Linked DNA regions of Homo sapiens: region 2 is linked to region 1. Evidence: read pairs that join two places in POLR2A ChIA-PET (ENCODE). Cell type or tissue: GM12878. All regions are shown on one strand. Links, peaks and the distances in the headings refer to the core of each region. The heading gives the core; the rest is flanking DNA.

Region 1 (2,919 bases), core at 172-2,671:
AATACAAAAGGCAGTGCAGTCATTGGCCCATGCCCAGGGCATACCTTTTGGGAGTAGTTGAGAGCCTTTTCCATCTCAGACATGATGGAGTTGATGTCATCGCTCTCATAAATGCCTGGAAACAAAGCACATCGTGAGCAAGGTGAGACAGGGTGTGGATCCTGGCAAGCGTCCCCATCATCTGGATACTAGAAAGCCACCTGGAGGTGACTTGAGGGCTGGGAATGGTGGCTTACTCCTGTAATCCCAGCATTTGGGAGGCTGAGGAGGGAGGATTGCTTGAGGTTGGGAGTTCAACACCAGCCTGGGCAATATAGTGAGACCCCTTCTCTATAAAAAAAAATTTAAAAAATTAACTGGGCGTGGTGGTGGACACCTGTAGTCCCAGCTGCTCAGGAGGCTGGGGTGGGAGGATTGCTTGAATCCAGGAGGTTGAGGCTGCAGTGAAGTATGATGGCACCACTGCACTCCAGCCTGGGTGACAGAGGGAGACCCCGTCTCTAAAAAAAATGTTGCTTTTTGTACCATGTACAACTATCTTGCCAACCATGTGCTGTGAACACACCACCCTTTGAAAAACAATCTAAGGGATGTTCAGGGTGCCTTCTAGCTCTGACATTCTATGACATTCTAAATTATATATTTTTTAATTTTTAATTTTTTTGTAAAGGCAGAATCTTGCTATGTTGCCCAGGATGGTCTTGAACTGGATTCAAGCAATCCGCTCGCCTCAACTTTCCAAAGTGCTGAGATTACAGGTGTGAGCCACCACCTGACTCATAATATACTTTTAGAGTTTTACTTCTTCTTCTTCTTTTTTTTTTTTTTTTTTTGAGACAGAGTTTTGCTCTGTCACCCAGGCTGGAGTGTAGTGGTGTGATCTCTGCTCACTGCAACCTCCGCTTCCTGGGTTCAAGCGATTTTCTTGTACCTCAGCCTCCCGAGTAGCTGGGACTACAGGTATGTGCCATCACACCCGGCTAATTTTTTTGTATTTTTAATAGAGTTTCACCATGTTGGCCAGGCTGTTCTCAAAGTCCTGATCTCAAGCGATCTGACCACGTTGGCCTCTCAAACTGCTGGGATTGTGGGTATGAGCCACTGTTCCTGGCCTACTTCTTTTAAGTTAAAAAAATTGCAGTAAAATATACATAACATCAAACTTACTATTTCAATCACTTAAAATTGTACAATTCAGTGGCATTAAGTGCATTCACATTGTTGTTCAACCATCACTGCTATCTATCTTCAGAGGAACAGTTTTACATTTTAAAATGTGATTTTCACAAGCTGCTTTTCTGGAATACATCTGTGGTCTAAGGGAGCTATGCTGGTGCTGAGACAACTGTTTGGAATGAGCTGAAGGGATGAGGAAACAGTCATGTACCTGTGTCTCCAAACCAGTGGAAGCGGCCACCTGCAGCCCGGGTGACCTCCTTGTAGGCGGCGGCTGTGTCAGTGTGACTGGCATAGCGGGCAGGGGGTGTGGTGTCCATCTTTGGCTCGCCCACGTAGAAGAGACACACGTTCAGCTGGAGGTCGCAGCCGCCACAGGCCTCAGCCATGTAGGCACTGAGTGTAGGCTGGTGGGGAAGAGAAGGTAGGAGGGGCCAGCAGCTGAGGGCCTTGAAGCTGTGGGGCTCTGGGCAGCCCAGCCTGGCCATGTTTCTCCAGGGCCTTCTCTGTGCCTGGTCCAGTCCTTGGCACAAGGATGGAAAGAGATGAGGCTGGGTTGCAGTTTCTCTCAATATTTTAACAGAGTGTGGTTGGGGAGCTGGACCTGAGAGCCTCCTGATACCAGGCATGTTCTAGACCAGTAGCATCCACATCCCCTGGAAGCCTGCCAGAAATGCAGACTCCCAGGCTCCACCCCAGACCTACTGAACCAGGATCTGCACTATGTAGGTATGTATGTATGTATGTATGTATTTTAAAGAGACAGGGTCTCGCTCTGTTGCCTAGGCTGGAGTGCAGGGTCATAAACATAGCTTGCTGCAGCTTTGACCTGCTGGGCTCAAGCAATCCTTCTGCCTCAGCCTCCTAAGTAGCTGTGACTACAGGCACATGTCACCACACCTGGTTAATTTTTTTTTTTTTTTTGAGATGGAGTTTCGCTTTTGTCGCCCAGGCTGGAGTGCAATGGTGTGATCTCAGCTCACCGCAACCTCCCCCTCCAGGTTCAAGCGATTCTCCTGCCTCAGCCTCCCGAGTAGCTGGGATTACAGGAATGTGCCACCACGCCCAGCTAATTTTGTATTTTTAGTAGAGATGGAGTTTCTCCATGTTGGTCAAGGTGGCCTCAAACTCCCGACCTCAGGTGATCTGCCTGCCTCAGCCTCCCAAAGTGCTGGGATTACATGCATGAGCCACTGTGCCTGGCTACATCTGGTTAATTTTTTAAATTTTATTTTTGTAGAGATGGGGTCTTGTTGCTATGTTGTCCAGGCTGGTCTCGAGCACCTGGGCTCAAGAGATCCTCCCACCCCAGCCTCCTGAGTAGCTGGGAGTACAGGCATGTGCCACCATGGCAGGTTATTTTAAAAATTTTTACAGAAATGTGGTCTCACTATATTGCCCAGGCTGGTCTCCAGGGCCTGCATTTTAACAGCATCCTTAGGTGCTTGTCTATACATTAAAGTTTGAGAAGCACTGGTTTAGAAATCATGCTGCAGAAACCTTGGCAAGGTATCCACCTGGGGGAAGACGGATGAGGTCGCAAAGGATAATGGACACCCAGGACGTGGCCTACCCACCATGTCCTGGTCGGGGATGCCCCCAGTGAAGAGGTAGATTCCCTGCGATTGGTGTTTGTCTTTGTCCTTGAAGTCTACTTCCACAGCCTTCCGCAGGGCGCTGAGAACGTTCCTGCTGCCCCGACACCGCAGGTTCAGGGCCCACCTGCGGAGGCAGAGATGGCCA
Region 2 (2,919 bases), core at 247-2,746, 170 kb after region 1:
AAGTGAAAGGAAGAGTCTCATGTCTCTCACTTTAAATCAGAAGCTAGAAAGGATTAAGCTTCTAAGGAAGTCAGGAAGGCATGTTAAAAACGGATACAGGTCAAAAGCTAGGCCTCTTGCACCAGTGCAGTTCTTGAAGAAAACTAATAGTGCTACTCCACTGAACACATAAATGATATGAAAGCAAGACAGACTTATTGCTGATAATACAGAGTTTTACTGGTCTGGATTAGATCAAACTGTATTCCCTTAAGTCAAAGCTTAATCCAGAGCAATGCCCTAACTCTCTTCAATTATATGAAGGCTGAGAGAGGTGAGATGCAGAAGAAAAGTCTGAAGCTAGCCGTGGTTAGTTCATGAGCTTTAAGGAAAGAAGCCATCTTCTTAATATAATAGTACACAGTGAAGCAGCAAATGCTAATATAGAAGCTGCAGCACGTTATCCAGAAGATCTACATAAGATCATCGATGAAGGTGGCTACACTAAACCACAGATTTTCAATGCTGACAAAACAGCCTTACATTGGAAGATGCCGTCCAGGACATTCGTAGCTAGAGAAGTCAATGCCTGGCGTCAAAGCTTCAAACGACAAGCTGACTCTTGTTGGGGACTAATGCAGCTGGTGACTTTAGGATGAGGTCATTTACCATTCTCAAAATCCTAGAGCCCTTAGGAATTATGCTAAATCTACTCTGCCTATGCTCTGTAAATGAACAAAAAAGCCTGGATGATAGTACATCTGTTTATAGCATGGTTGACTGAATATTTTAAGCCCATTGCTCAGAAAAAAGATTCCTTTCAAATTATTACTGCAACAATGCCAAGAGCTCTGATGCAGATGTACAAGGAGATTGACACTGTTTTCATGCCTGCTAATAGAACATCCCTTCTGCACCCCATGGATCAAGGAGTAATTTTTATTTTCAAGTCTTATTATTTAAGAAATACATTTTGTAAGGCTACAGCTACCACAGATAGTGAAGACGCTGATGGATCTGGGCAAAGTAAATTAAAAAACTTTCTGGAAAGAATTCACCATTCTAGACACCATTAAGAACATTTGTGACTCATGGGAGGATGTCAAAGTATCAACATTAACGTGAGTTTGGAAGAAGCCAATTCCAACCCTTATGGATGACTCTGAGAGGCAAGACTTCAGAGGGGGAAGAAACTGCAACTATGGTGGGAGTAGCAAGAGAACTAGAAGTGGGGCCTGAAGATGTGACTGAATGGCTGCAATCTTATGATAAAGCTTGAACAGATGAGGAGATGCTTCTTATGGATGAGCAAACAAAGTGGTTTCTTGAGATAGAATCTGCTCCTGGTTGAAGATGCTGTGAACACTGTCGAAATGATAAAAAAGAATATTACATAATCTTGGTTGATAAAAAAGTGGTAAGGTTTGAGATGACTGACTAATTTTGAAAGAAGTTCTGTGGGTAAACGGCTAAAAACAACATCTCATGCTACAGAGAAGTCTTTCACAAAAGGAAGAGTCAATCAATGCAGCAAACTTCACTGTTGTCTGATTTTAAGAAATTATCAGTCACCACCACCTTCAGCAACCACCACCTTGATCAGTCATCAGCCATTAACGTGGAGGCAAGACCCTCCACCAGCAAAGATTATGACTTGCTGAAGATTCAGATAACTGTTAACATTTTTAAAGCAATAAAATATTTTAAAATTAAGGTTATGTACTTTTTTTCCAAGACAAAATGTCATTGTACACTTAGTAGACCACAGTATAGTGTAAACATAACTTTTATATGCACTGGGAAACCACAAAATTCCTATGACTTGCTTTGCTGCAATATTCCCTTCATTGTGGTGGTCTGGAACAGAACCTGCAACATCTCTGAGGTATGCCTATATATTGCAGATATCTACTCCCAGACAGTTACTTAAATTTTTACTTTAAGACATAAAGATGTTTTACAGTTTGATATACTCAAATTCATCAGTCTTTTCCTTCTTATGTTGCTTAAGAAATCCTCAACCTCCTTGATAACAGAGAAAAGTTCCCTTAAAATTGAATATTTTCTGGCATTTTCACTATTTTCTATTACTTATTTAACAAACCTTAATTTGCCACCAACTGCTTCAATTCCACGGGTTATCTTGAAAGATGAAGCTCCTTTTGTCGTCTTGAAAAAGAAAGAATGATTATCTTTGTAGCTTTTCAATGCCAAGTTTGCCAAACATCACACTATATCAAAATCTGTTGTGAGCAGATTTAAAAAGAATTTTACTAAATTCCTGCATCCTTTTTAGTTAAGAATTATAAAACAAGGCTCAACAAAAAGCTTAAGTATACATTTTTACATTAAGTACATTCATGTAAAATTTCCACTGTCAAATACAAGCTTACTGGATTCATTAGTCTATTCTGAAAGAGACTTGTATATGGGAAAAAAAGAGTTAATTTTCTTTCAATTTGCGGCACTTCCTGTTAAAAATTTGTTTACTGATTTCTTATGCTCTAACATCAACATTCATATGGATACTAATTTAGTGCTTCTCTGTGGCAAATATCTTGTGGTTTCTCATTTTACATTAGGGGACAGTACTGGGTTTAACAGTGTTCCCCCCCAAATTTATGTCCAGCCAGAATATTTGCATGTTACTTTATTTGGTAATAAGGTCTCTGCAGATTTAAGTACTTAAGATGACATCATATTGAATTATAGTGGGCACTAAATCTAATGTAACTGGTATCCTTATCAGGAGGAAATGTGGACACAGACAGAAGGAAGGCCATGTGACAACAAAGGCAGAGACTGCAGTGATGCAGTTGCAGGTCAAGGAACATGAAGGGTTGTGGGCAACTGCTGGAAGCTAGGAACAGGCAGGGGAGGATTTGTGCCTTCCTAGAACCTTTAGAGGGATCACAGCCCTGCTGATATCTTGGCTTGGCT

Evidence for each region. Peaks named below come from ENCODE experiments on the same cell type or tissue, not always from the same donor. Only the 100,000 strongest peaks of a DNase experiment are listed, where the experiment ranks them.
Region 2: POLR2A ChIA-PET joins it to region 1 with 6 read pairs; 2 of 35 experiments call an interaction of 5 or more read pairs at or near these places.

The regions. Positions count from the first base shown.
Region 1 is chr16:22,131,564-22,134,482 of GRCh38, reverse strand. It overlaps VWA3A (von Willebrand factor A domain containing 3A), which reads right to left. Exons shown (of 34, transcript NM_173615.5): 19 at 2,754-2,898; 20 at 1,388-1,583; 21 at 45-115. Among named protein-coding and RNA genes, the nearest start is that of SDR42E2, 29 kb to the left of the region's middle. In GM12878, for the core only: no CTCF peak of the experiment used is centred there; no DNase peak of the experiment used is centred there.
Region 2 is chr16:21,957,764-21,960,682 of GRCh38, reverse strand. It overlaps UQCRC2 (ubiquinol-cytochrome c reductase core protein 2), which reads right to left. Exons shown (of 14, transcript NM_003366.4): 4 at 2,084-2,148. It also overlaps a transcript of PDZD9 not described here. Among named protein-coding and RNA genes, the nearest start is that of UQCRC2, 5.9 kb to the right of the region's middle. In GM12878, for the core only: no CTCF peak of the experiment used is centred there; no DNase peak of the experiment used is centred there; H3K4me3 peaks cover 316 bases; H3K27ac peaks cover 1,340 bases.